2 separate regions of the Homo sapiens genome follow, and region 1 is linked to region 2. Evidence: chromatin loops called from intact Hi-C (ENCODE). Cell type or tissue: endothelial cell of umbilical vein. All regions are shown on one strand. Each heading gives the region's core, and the rest is flanking DNA. Links, peaks and the distances in the headings are about the cores only. Region 1 overlaps CYP2C9 (cytochrome P450 family 2 subfamily C member 9). Region 2 overlaps PDLIM1 (PDZ and LIM domain 1).

Evidence for each region. Hi-C counts contacts between places; a loop is a spot of excess contacts. Peaks named below come from ENCODE experiments on the same cell type or tissue, not always from the same donor. Only the 100,000 strongest peaks of a DNase experiment are listed, where the experiment ranks them.
Region 1: a loop joins it to region 2, with 6 times the contacts of the local background. A loop is called at or near these places in 6 of 110 quality-filtered maps.

What each region holds. Positions count from the first base shown.
Region 1 is chr10:94,962,010-94,966,009 of GRCh38, forward strand. All of the region lies in intron 5 of CYP2C9 (cytochrome P450 family 2 subfamily C member 9), which reads left to right. Among named protein-coding and RNA genes, the nearest start is that of CYP2C9, 25 kb to the left of the region's middle. In endothelial cell of umbilical vein, for the core only: a CTCF peak has its summit at 1,978 (motif pointing right); no DNase peak of the experiment used is centred there.
Region 2 is chr10:95,243,372-95,252,191 of GRCh38, forward strand. PDLIM1 (PDZ and LIM domain 1) reads right to left here. Exons shown (of 7, transcript NM_020992.4): 5 at 3,844-3,995. Among named protein-coding and RNA genes, the nearest start is that of PDLIM1, 43 kb to the right of the region's middle. RefSeq lists an enhancer at 2,042-2,101. In endothelial cell of umbilical vein, for the core only: a CTCF peak has its summit at 3,314 (motif pointing right); a DNase peak (open chromatin) is centred at 3,360.

The sequences.
Region 1 (4,000 bases), core at 1-4,000, 280 kb before region 2:
TGGCTATAGGTGTGTGGCTTTATTTCTGGCTTCTCTACTTCTGTTCAATTTGTGTTTTGTACCAGTTACATGCTCTCTTGGTTACTGTAGCTTACAGTATAGTTTGAAGTCAATGTGAAGCTTCCCACTGTTCTTTTTGTTTAGGATTGCTTTGGATTTGGGCTCTTCTTTGGTTCCATATGAATTTTAGAATAAAATAATATTGGTAGTTTGATAGGAATAGCATTGAATCTGTAGATAGCTTTGGGCAGTCTAGCCATTTTAATGATATTGATTGTTTCAATCCATAAGCCTGAACTGTTTTTCCATTTGTTTGTGTCATCTATGATTTTGTTCATCAGTATTTTGTAGCTCTCCTTGTAGAGACCTTTTTGCCCCCTTTGTTAGTTGTATTCCTAGGTTTTTTCTTGTGGCTATTGTAAATGGGATTGAGTTCTTGATTGGCTTTCAGGATGAACATTTTTGGTGTTTAAAAATGCTACAGATTTTTGCATATTTATTTTGTGTACTGAAATCTCACTGAAGTTGTATGTCAGTTCCAGGAGTTTTTGGAAAGTTCTTTAGGGTTTTCTAGGTCTGAATTGGGTCTTCTAGGTCTGAGATGGGTCTTCTACTTCTACTAGTAGGAGATGGGCCTTGCAATCTTGAAGACAGTAGAAGGATGGGTCTTATTTTTAATCCAACTTCCTACTCTTTGCCTTTTATGTGGAGCATTTAGACTTTATCTTCAATGTTAACACTGATATATGAGGTTTTGATTCTATTGTGAAGTTGTTAGCTGGTTGTTTTGTAGTTTCTATTGTGTGATTGCTTTATAGAGTCTGTGGGCTATATACTTAAGTGTGTTTTGTGGTAGCAGGTATTGTTCTTTCACTTCCATATTTAGAACTCCCTTAATGATCTCTTATAAGGCTGGTCTAATGGTAACAGATTTTCCTGGTAGTTACTTGTTTGGACAAGATTGTATTTCTTCCTTGATTTTGAAGCATAGTTTGGCAAAATATAAAATTCTTTTTTGTAATTTTTATTAAAATGAATGTTGAAAATAGGCTGAGCATCCTTTTAGCTTGACAAGGTTCTCTTTGTATGTGATCTGATTTTTTTCTCTAGCTGCCTTTAAAATTATTTTTTAGCCTTGACTTTGGACAGCCTGGTGAGTAAATGCCTTGGTGATGTTAATTTTGTATAGTGTCTCACATATATTCCCTGGGTTTATTGTATTTGGATGTCTACCTTTCTAGCAAGTTTGGGAAAATTTTCTCAACTTATTAGCCCAAATGTATTTTCTAGATTGTTTACTTTTTCTTCTCTCTCAGGAATGCCAATAATTCCTAGGTTTACTCCTTTTAAATAATCAGATATTTCTTGAAGACTGTTCATTTATTAAAATTATTTTTTCTTTATTTTTGTCTGACTTGGTTAGTTCAAAAGACTGGTGTTCAAGCTCTGAAATTGGTCCAGTCTATTGATAAACGCTTCAATTGAATTCTGAAATTCCTTAAGTGACTCTTTCAATTCCAGAAGCTTTGATTGATTTCTTTTTAAGATGTTTACTTCTCGCTCCATTTCCTGGACTGCTTTAGTAGTTTGTTTGCATTAATTTTCAACCCTGCCTTGGATCACTGAGCTTACTTGCAGTCCATATTTTGAATAGTTTATCTGTCATTTCTGAGTTGCCAGTTTGGTTAGGGTTCATTGCTGGGGAGTTCATGTGATCCTTTGGAGGTTTTACGACATTCAGACATTTCATGGTGCCAGAAGTCTTATGCTGGTTTCTTCTTATTTGGAGAGGCTGCCGCTTCTGATTTTTGAAATTATTTTTGTGCAGATAGAATTGTTTTTCTCTCCCTATTTTTGTTCTTTCCTTTTTCTCTTCCCCTTCCTATGGGATGTGACTATAAAGTATGTTGGGTAGGGCCTTTGACTTGGATTCTATAGCTGTGTTCACTTCTGTGGGTAGTTTTATATTGGCCTGTGCAGTTTGACATACATGTCAGTAGATGGCACTTATGAGCAAAAGCCAGCTGTGACTAGGACAACTTGATATAGCACAGCTTGATCCTTGTTTTCTGGGGGAACTTCTCTGTTTCCTCAGATAATCTGTTCATCTGTGGAATTCAGAGTAGTCTGGGCTCCCTGCTGAGCCCCAGGGGGATAAAGATCGGTGTCACTGGACTGGGCAGTCCTGTCTACAGGTCCCCTAATGGCAGGCACTAGCACCAGCACTGAGAGACAACTGATTTTTGCATTGATCTTGTACCCTGAAATTATGCTGAAATCATTTATTAGCTCTACTTATTTTCTATCTGTATTGCATGAGATTTTTCTATATAGAGAGAATCATGTTTCAGTCAAATACACATGATTTGAATTTTTCCTTTCCTATTTGAATGTGTTTTATTTTATTTCTTGCCTAATTGCTCTGGCTAGAACTTCCAATACTATGTTTAATAGTAGTAAAAATGGACATCCTTGTTTTTTTTCTTTTCTTTCTGATTTTAAGTTACAAGTTTTAGTCTTTCACAATTTAGTATGCTTTAGCTTTGCAGTTTTCATAAATATGCTTTATTATGATAAAGGAGTTTTATTTCATTTATAGTTTTCTGAGTGTTTTTGTTATGATGGGTATTAAAAGTTGTCAATTTTTTTTTCTGCATCTAATGAGATGAACATGATTTTCTCTTTTATTCTGATATGGTGTAGTGCACTGATTGACTTTCTTGTTGAACCACTTTTGAATTTCTGGGATAAATCTCACTTGCTTATTGTGAGATTTATTTTTATAATGTTTATTATTATAATTTTTTAATTTTGTAAAAAATTGTTGCAAAATACACATAACATAAAAGTTTCTGTATTAATCATTTTAAGTGCATAGTATTTTGGTATTAATTACATTCACATTGTTGTGCAAATGTCACTGCCATACATCTGTAGAATTCTTTTCATCTTGCAAAACAGAAACTTTATACCCATTTAATAATAACTCTTGGCCGGGCATTGTAGATCATGTCTGTAATCCCAGCACTTTGGGAGGTTGAGGTGGGCAGATTGGATGAGCTCAGGAGTTCGAGACTAGCCTGGGTAACATGGCAAAACCCTGTCTCTACCAACAAAGCAATCAACAAACAAAATGAAAGTAACATAATTTCCTCAACTGTGCAAACTAATTCATATTAATAATTCCATGAAATGTGTCCATAGTAACACAAGAGCAGAAGATGGGCCTTGTAAAGGTGGCCCACCACATTATTTGAGGTCTTTGTCAGTCTTATCTGCCAGATACTGTGTGGACTAACTGCAGTTAAAATTCCCATTCCCTTATCACTTGCCCTGAAATTTATCTGAAATCAAAGGGAATGGGTTGCCCAAAGAGAAGTGTCCAGAGACGTGGATGATGCGACAAGAAATGTTGTAGAACCACACCCCCACCTCAAATGATAACTCTACATTTCTCCCTTCCACCACCCCATGGCAACCAACATTCTACTTTGTGTCTCTATAAAATCGAGTATGCTGGGTACCTCATAAAAGTGGAATCATTACATATTTGCCTTTTGTGACTGGTTTATTTCACTTAGCCTAATGTTATGTTCTCAGGGTTCATTCATGTTTTTGCATGTGTCAGATTTTTCTTCCTTTCTAAGGGTGAATAATATTCCGTTGTATGTATAAACCAAGTTTGCTTACCCATTTATCTGTTGATGGGCACTTGGATTACTTTCACCTTTTGACTTTTTGAGTAATGCTATTATGAATATGGGTAAAAAAATATCTCTTTGATGTGCTGCTTTCAATTCTTTTGGGTATAAATAACCCAAAAGAATAACCCACCACGCCTGGTTAATTTTTTGTATCTTTAGTAGAAACTGAGTTTCACCATGTTGGCCAGGCTGGTCTCAAACTCCTGACCCTGTGATCCACCCACCTCAGCCTCCCAAAGTGCTGGAATTATAGGTGTGAGCCACGTCGCCCGGCCTACATTTATTGATTTGCATAT
Region 2 (8,820 bases), core at 1,287-5,286:
AGTGAACCCTGTATCCCAAATATTTCTGGAAAAAAAGTGAAAATTAGCTAAATAAACCACAGCTGTTTTTCTGTCCACTTCACTGCTCAACAACCTTGCATGACTTCACACTACCTTTAGAATCAAGCTCATGATTCTTAACCTTGCACCTGGTGGTCCCCCATATCTAACTCGAGATCACCCAAGGATTCACCTGGAACCCTGGGTAACCAGCCAAAACGAGCCTCGGTACTTGCTGAACTAGTCTCCAGTTTTCTCATCTCAGAGCCTCTGGCCACCACTGTGTTTTCTCAGCCCATGACTGCTCCTTCCAAACCTCCAATCATTGAAAGTCTCCTTCAATGGACAGATGAATGGATAAATAAAATGTAATATACACAAACAACGGAATAATACTCTGCCTTAAAATGGAAAGAATTTCTGACACATGCTACATGGATGAACCCCGAGGATATTAAGCTAAGTGAACTAAGCCAGGACCAAAAGGACAACTACTGCATGACACCACTTATACAAGGTATTTAGAGTAGTCAAATTCATAGAGACAAGCAGGAGGGTGGTTACCAGGAGCTGGAAGGAGAGAGGAATGGTGAAATACTCTTTAATGGGAATAGTTTCAGTTTTGCAAAATAAAAGAGTTCTATGGATGGATGGTGGTGATAGTAGCACAATCACATAAATGTACTTAATACCACTAAATTGTACACTTAAAATTTGTTAAGATGGTAAATTTTATATTAAGTATATTTCACCATTTTTCTTAATATAACGGCTTCTTCTGCCTGCAAGTTTTGGAATTTGATCCAGAACAAGATGAAGGTGAGGAACCAAGGGCCCCTTTCTCCTAGTCTAGAAGCTGAATTTTACCCAAAATGAGACAGCTTGTGTTGGGTCTTCAAGGTTTATGACCAAATACTGCTGTAGCCAAGCTTCCTTCAGGGAGGGGCCTTACTCACTGTGCACCTGGCAGTTTACAGACGTGGCTTTACTTAACCCTGTAAACAATCCCATGAGGTCCTGGCTATTAGCTTCAATGGATCTGTGCAGAAACTAGAGCTTAGAAAGGCAAGCAACTTGCTGGAGGTGTCACAGCAGGTCAGAGGCAGATCCTGGATGCCAGTGCTCTTTCTGCCCTGCAGCACTGCTTTCTGAACCAGAGGCGTTTCTGAATGACAGGACCTCTCATCAACTGCTTTTACTACCTTAACCTTTCACCATTTTATCTCAAATAAAAACAGGCATTTGGGGCCGGGTGCAGTGGCTCACATCTGTAATCCCAGCGCTTTGGGAGGTCCAGGTGGGCAGATCACCTGAGGTCACAAGTTCAAGACCACCCTGGCCAACATGGAGAAACCCCATCTCTATTAAAAATACAAAAATTATCTGGGCATGGTGGTACACATCTGTAATCTCAGATACTTGGGAGGCTGAGGCAGGAGAATCGCTGCAACCTGAGAAGCGGAGGTAGCAGTGAGCCGAGATCATGCCACTGCACTCCAGCCTGGGCAACAGAGCAAGACCCTGTCTCAAACAAAAACAAAAACAAAAACAAACAGGCATTTGGGTTCCTTCCCCGAAGAGCCTTCTGCATGTAAAGAATGTTTAGAATGGAATTTATCCTGTTACTGTCAGTAAAGATTTAATGCGGGTACACAGTAAGAGATACAGGAGAAACTACAAGATTTGCTATCTCCCTCTTCCCTTCCAGCAGAATCTTGATTCTCTTTGGGGCAAGAACCATCCAGACTAAGGGCTAAAATTTTTTTTAAAAAGAATCCTAATTCCCAGACTCTCGTTTAACTAGGTGTAGCCAGGTGACTAAATCATGGTCAATAAAATGGAAGAGTAGTGTGGGACTTCTGGGAAGGAGAAAGCTGGCTCATCTGAAATTGGAACTCCCCGGTTAGCATTATCTCCCTTCTTCCTCCCTGTCACCTGGGGGTAAGCATGATGGTTGGAACACCAGCTGCTAACCAGGACCACGAAGTAACCTTGGGAATAGAAGCCACAAATTTGGGTGCTGGAGTGCCGGATAGGAGTCCAGATCTTGAAGAGCATGGAGCTTCCAAATCCATGCTCAGGTCCTTCTCTGTGAGCTGAGATGAGCTCTGCAGCATGTCTAGTTGGGCACGGATGAACTTGACCTTGCCTCTCATTGAAGGGTTTCACATCCACGTAAGAGTGAAATAAGTTGTGGTTTCTCACATGTTTTTACAAAGCTATCATCCTCAAGGGTTGGCCCCCAAGTTGTTTGTCAGGCAAAGCTAATACTGGAACTTGATACGAAGTATGGCTCATTACTTCCCAGCTGCTCAGCTACTCCAAGCAAAAGAGGAAAGCAGTGGTAGAACAGTATCATTTTAGCATAAAAGAAGCACATGCAAACACATGGCCCATGGTTTCCTAATTTCCTATGGTTGTAAACTGCCACTCTCTCTAAAGAAATCACACAAATGGGGAGGAAGCCCAGGTGTCGGGTGTGTTCAGAAGAGAACTTTCTTATCAGAAAGGGCTCCCCAGGAAGCTGAATCTTCGGCTGCGGACTTTGAGGAGGGAGGTTCATCTTCCAGAGGGCACAAGCCTCTCAGCCAACATGCCAATCCCTTTGCAGCCTGGCTGAGGCAGGTCTCACACTCACCATCACAAGGTGTCCCCTCACTGGAGCATCCACTGTCTCTTTGCAGATGGGTCCATGAGAGAGATAGAGGGCATAGAAAACAAGACCCCACTGAAGTGCCCAAGCCTCAAGAAAGGAAGAGAGAGTGTGGAGGACTGGGCATCACAGGGACCAGGAAAGGGTACAAAACCCAGCTCTCTGGAAAAGACTGCCCATGAGCATCACAGGAGGTGCTGATGAGGAACTACCAGGGAAGAAGCGGGTGTGAGGGCTGCTGATCATCTTTGTGAGGGGAATAAAGCATCCCTTCTTCAATACATCCACCTGTCACAATTTCTCGACGTATAGCATTGTTATTAAGTGAAGATACTTTTACCACTGTCCACTTAAACATGATCATAATAAATGTACGTTACATAATGTCTTCAGTGAGAAGCATGTCTCCTGAGACCTGCAGAACCCTACGGGGTGACCCTGGGTGCCTCAACATCAAAGCTCACCCCAAGGACAAGAAAGCCTCTTCATGACATTTCAAACACCACAATAACTATGAAGCGAGTACTCAGTTACGATGATGGATGTTTTACACAACTTATGCCATTTCATGACCATGATAATCTTAGAGGAAAGGAGTTTTATCCCTGATGGACAGATGAGAAAACAGACCTGGGAAGGTTGAGATTTGCCAAAGGTCACAGAATAAGAACATGGCCACAAGGGGGAGCTCTTGGGCCCTCAAGAGGCCACCCACCTTAGAGCAAATGCAAACACATGCCCCCAAGCAAAGCCAGCCCCTGGCTTCACCGAGCACTAATTCATTCTCATTCTGCTGCTCATTGCCCATGGCCTTCATCACTGAAGTTCCTCAGCCACTACCAAGGTATTGTTTCTGGGCTCAAAGCAAATAAATGGCCAAGGGACAGACCAACAGGCTCCCACAGCAGTCAGGCTCACCCCAACCTTAGCATCCTCTTGCACATGTGACAGGACACAGTTGGCCAGGCCTGGAGTTTCTTAAATACAGACCCAGATGGGAAAATGTGGTCAGCACTCTCTTCCTCTCTCTCTCTCTCTCTCCCTCTATCTCTTTTTAAAGAATTTCAGCATTTTAAAAGCCCATGCCCTCCAAAGCAGGCTCCAGAGTGTGTTCACCTGTGCTTCCACAATGACTGACTCTCACATCTGACCTTGAACAAGAGCCTCTGACTGCAGATGGAGCTGATTACCTTTTTCTTCAGACTCCAGGATTTCCTGCAAAACCAAGAAAGACGTGGACTGTTTCGGGGGCTCATTCAACTCCTGTTTCTCCTGAAGCATCTTGTAAACTTCAGATTCTTTGTCGATGACAAGGCTGCTTGGAGGCTGAGCATGGTCTAAGCTGTAAAGAATGTTTGAAAAATTGATTAGGACATGACAGAAGTTAAAAATAACTTCACCAGGAACCTCCTCCAGGCAGACACTGCTGATTTGAAGGATGGATAGAAATGATCTCAAAGCCCTCTCCTAAATCAGCCACAGACCTGCTGCCAGCACAGTGAAACTGAGATGTCTTTGTAGTCAGAGCTGGCTGCTGCTTCAATGCAATCAGAGGCTCTTCTTCTAAATAGCTTCAGTAGCTCAATTACTTTTTGGCCTAATCCAGTGGAATGAGAATGCTCTATCTCTTTATAAATTCCATCAGCAGCATTATGTCCAGAGAAAATTTAGAGAAAAAAAAATGTCAACCACAAGCCAACCATGAAGAACTCAGCCGGGTCCCCCTTGTATGGGCCACAAACATTGCTTGCACAAGCAGGAATCATAGTGTTATTCATTCCCGACGATCTCACAGTGCTTTCCCTGTCTATAAATACTTCCTGATTCTCAAGGCCAGGCACTTGGGTCTCCTCACCTATAACACAGAGGTAACAGTACTTTCCTTGCCTGGTTCACAGTTTGGTGGTAAGGATGGGACACGCAAGTGCTTTGTGAACTGTTGATGTTCAGGCCCAGGGACTGGGCAAGCCAGGCCTTGTCTTCCCCACCTTCCTCCTGTCATGCTGGGTGACCCAGAACAAGATAAGACAGGCAGAGCCTGCCTCTTTCCCTGAGGGCTCCACTTTCTAAGCAGTGGACGGTGACAGGGAGGTAGTCTCTCATCAGCTATACCTGTAAATCTATCCTCCATCTGACCCCTTCTCACCTCCCCACCTCCCCCAGGTCCAAGCCATGCCATGCTTAGGCCAAAGTGATGGCCTCTATTCAAAATATCAGAGTGATATTTTTTGTTTTTTAGAGACAGGGACTCACTCTGTCACCCAGGCTGGAGTACAGTGGTGCAATCACAGGTAACTGTAACCTCGAACTACTGGCCTCAATAGATAAATCCTCCTGCCTCGGCCTCCTGAGTGGCTAGGACTACAGGTGTGCCACCATCCCCCGCTGATTTTGTCATTATTTTGTAGAGACAGAGTCTTGCTGTGTTGCCCAGGCTGGTCTCAAAGTCCCAGCCTCAAGTGATCCTCCAGCCTCGGACTCCCAAAGCGCTAGGATTATAGGCATGGGCCAGAGTGCCTGGCCTAGAATGATATTTTAAACATGAATCAGACTGTGTCATGCTGTGGCTCAATGTATTCTCATTTGACTTAGCACAAAATATTTAGTTTTAATACTAAAATATATGTTTAATCAAATTCAACTTTTTTGGAGTAAATGTTATCACAGAGGAGAAAGTCCCTCACATATGTGACCCAAACTTCTCCCTCCACACACATCCCCTGCCAGCCCTGGCCCACTCTGCTCTACTGAGACCAGGCTTCCCGCTGTGCCTGGGAAACACTAGCTTCACAGCCTATGCACTTACTGCACCCTCAGCCTGCAATGCCCTTCCCAGGTGTTGTCATGGCTCCCATGCTTCATCCAGGTCTCTGCTCAAGTGCACTCCTCAGAGAGGCCTTCCTGACCCCGACTCCAAACAGTCCGCCACATCCCCACTATCACTCTTAACTCCCTACCTGCTCTCTCACCATGGATTCCAGTGTATTCCCTTATTTCTTTGTTGTCTATCTCCCCCTGGAAAGTAAGCCCCAGGAGGGCAGGAGCATGGCCTGTCTTGCTCCCCATCACATTCCCAGGCCCGGCTCAGTGCCTGGCACAGGTCACAGTTCAGCAGGCAGCAGGCATCAGGCAAGTGAACGAACACTGCAGAATGGGTCCAGGGCCTCCTTCCTCCTTGCTGTGCTCCCCCTGTTCCTGCAGGCTCACGAGGTCCTCCAGGGCAGCCAGCCTCTGAGGGTTGTGCCAGGGACATGGGCAGCCCCACCTCCTGGCCCCAGATCACCACCTTCCTCTCAGCTGAGCTGCTAAGGAGAAAGGCCAGTGTGCCCAGTGGAACCAAAGAGCAAATATCAGATGGTGGGGCAATTTATTGATGCAGATGGATAGATTTGTATATAAACAAGTTGTGCTTCCTGAGTAATAAAGCTATAAAGTCTCCAGCCCACCAGGCTGCCTCCCAGCTTTACAGATGCAGGCAGTGGCCAGGAGTGGTTTTATTCAGCAACTCTAAACAGACTCTCTTTAGGGCTGGAGCCACTTTCACAGGTGCAAATGAATTATATCAGTTACGCTTACTCATTTCCAGGGTATATGTTTTCCCTGGGTAATTCTCCGCAAGTTCCCTTTTCCTCTCCCTCTCTTCCTCTCCTTTCTTCCTTTCTCTTTTCTGAGACAACCTCTGGGGCACGTTCAGTACTCAGGTCCCCAGCTAAAGGCAGAGTCAATCATAGCAATCAAGGTCCAGGTGTTTCCCTTCCACTCCAACCATGTTCTCACAATAAAGGAAAAGGCACCCAAAGAGTGGCATATGCTTCATGGCTACCAAAGAAGGTCAGAGTTTAAGTAGCAAGATTCATGGGTTGGTCACTCCGGCCGGCTGCATTTGGGGAAGGGAAAGCAGCTATCCCTGCCTGTCCTGCCCACTCCTGCTTGGCCTCTTCCCCCACCTGCAGGGAACTGTGGGTGCCTCTCAGGGCAGGCAATGGGGCCACCTGGGGGAGTTGTTTTAACCAAGGGTCTTTCTTTGTCTCACTTTCCAGCCCTTTCTTTGAGTTATATGCCTGACTCTTTGAGTCCTGAGTTTGGAACTTGCCCCATAATAAGCATATTACATTATTTTTGGATAAATCTTTTTTCTATTACACTTAGGACTATTTTAAAATTGAGATCAGACTATGGAATGTTCTTGGGAAAGATTTTTCTTCTTCTTTGGTGTATGTTATGTCTGGAAGCCACCAATGGAACACACCAAAAAAATGACAGAACCCAGACCACAAGGCCATCACATATTCTTCCAGCAAATCACCTTGTGAGGGATTTCTATAATTTAAAAAAAAAAAAAAACTTACCATTTTTCTCAAATAATGATAGTATCTTTAAACCACTGGACAATTTATAAAGGACTCTCAATATCTATTACCTTACTTAAGGTATTGATACACCTGACTCAAAAATAACATCCTAAGATCCAACGTCTAAGTCTTAGACACTAGATTACAAGGTATTGACATGATACCACAATATCTTAAAAAATGATGACAAAAATATGAAGGAGAAATGGAGCAAAAAATTTCTCGTTTTTATATTAAAAACAGCAATGAAAGAATATTACAGTGATATGGCTTCAGAAAATATAATACACACCACTCAGTCTCCAGGAGAAAAAGTTTTGACGGCGTAACAGTGAAAATGAACACTTTCTTCTGAACCCACTCTATACAGTTTTAATAACGAGTTTAAGCAAATTCAACTACTTTGGAGTAACAATACGTTACACAAAGTTTCCTAGTTCTTGTTTCTCCCTGGGAGCTGATGTGTATCTGTTTCCTAAATGTTTAATATTTTCTCCCACTATTTTAGGACGTGACCTGAGGGCCCCAGGGTTATTCTAGCCAAGCCACTCCCATCCCTGCCAAATAAGATGGCTGACACAGCCAGGCGTAGGAGGATCCTAGTGGTCTTTAGAACATAAGCAGAAACTCCCCTTGAGCCCACCTCCCAGAGGAGGATTTTGGAGGCTGAGCCTGCAGACCTTATGTGTTTCTCACACCTGCTCCAGCCAAAAGGGCAGCTGGGGTGAGGGTCAGAAGGACGAGGAGGATGGAAAGCAGTACGCCCATGGCTCTGGAGCATGGGTCAGCACAGCAACCCTGGGATGAAAGTCTACTCCATCAGAACCATGAAGTGCCCAGAGTGAGGATATAAGGGGCTTTTTTTTTTTTTTAACTTGGGCCATCATCTGTGGCAGCAACTTAATTATCTGTATATAAATCTCAGCTAGGCCAGGTGCGGTGGCTCACACCTTTAGGAGGCCGAAGCAGGTGAATTGCCTGAGCTCAGGAGTTCGAGACCAGCCTAGGCAACACGGTGAAACTCCTATCTCTACTAAAATCCAAAAAAAATTAGCCAGGTGCTGCAGCGTGTGCCTGTAATCCCAGCTACTTGGAAGGCTGAGGCAGTAGAATCGCTTGAACCTAGGAGGCAGAAGTTGCTAAAACAAGACAGCCATAAGAAAAAAATCCTCATTGCTGATACAACCTTAGTAGGGTCATTTTCTCACACAGTAAGAACATTTTGATACTTTAATAAAACTACCTGTATGTGAGATAAAAATTGGAATAGAAACGGGGATTACGTGAATTATTGAAAGCATCCAGACAGGAGAAGATGGTCTCCTCATAAAAATATTTTTCCTGTCTGAGAAGATGAGGTAGACATATTTTTCCCTGTTTCACCCAGTAAAACCAAAAACCCTGGACATTACATATAAAACAACATGAGAAGACTCTGACAGGGCAACGGAAGCCACACTGGCTAGGGACCCCACGTCCTGAGGACCACGATGGTGAGCTCCCAGGGTGTTCTTGTTTCCTTGGACATCCCAGACATGGAGCGGAGGGCAGCAACCTGGAAAGGGCAATGGGCACAGACAGAAGAAGTCTCAAGAGGAGCCTGCTGTATCTGACCAAATAACCAGAAAGGGGCAGCCCAGCAAAACACAACACATTGAAACAACACTATTCTCCAGCCAAATGCCAGAAAAGGCCAAGTGGGGGGTCCAGACTTCTAGTCTCACCAGGCTATGATGTGGTTCCCCAACTATCTCACTGGGGTAGATTCAGAGAAAGCCCAATAGAGAGTCCATATTTCATCCTTACCCAGCTGTA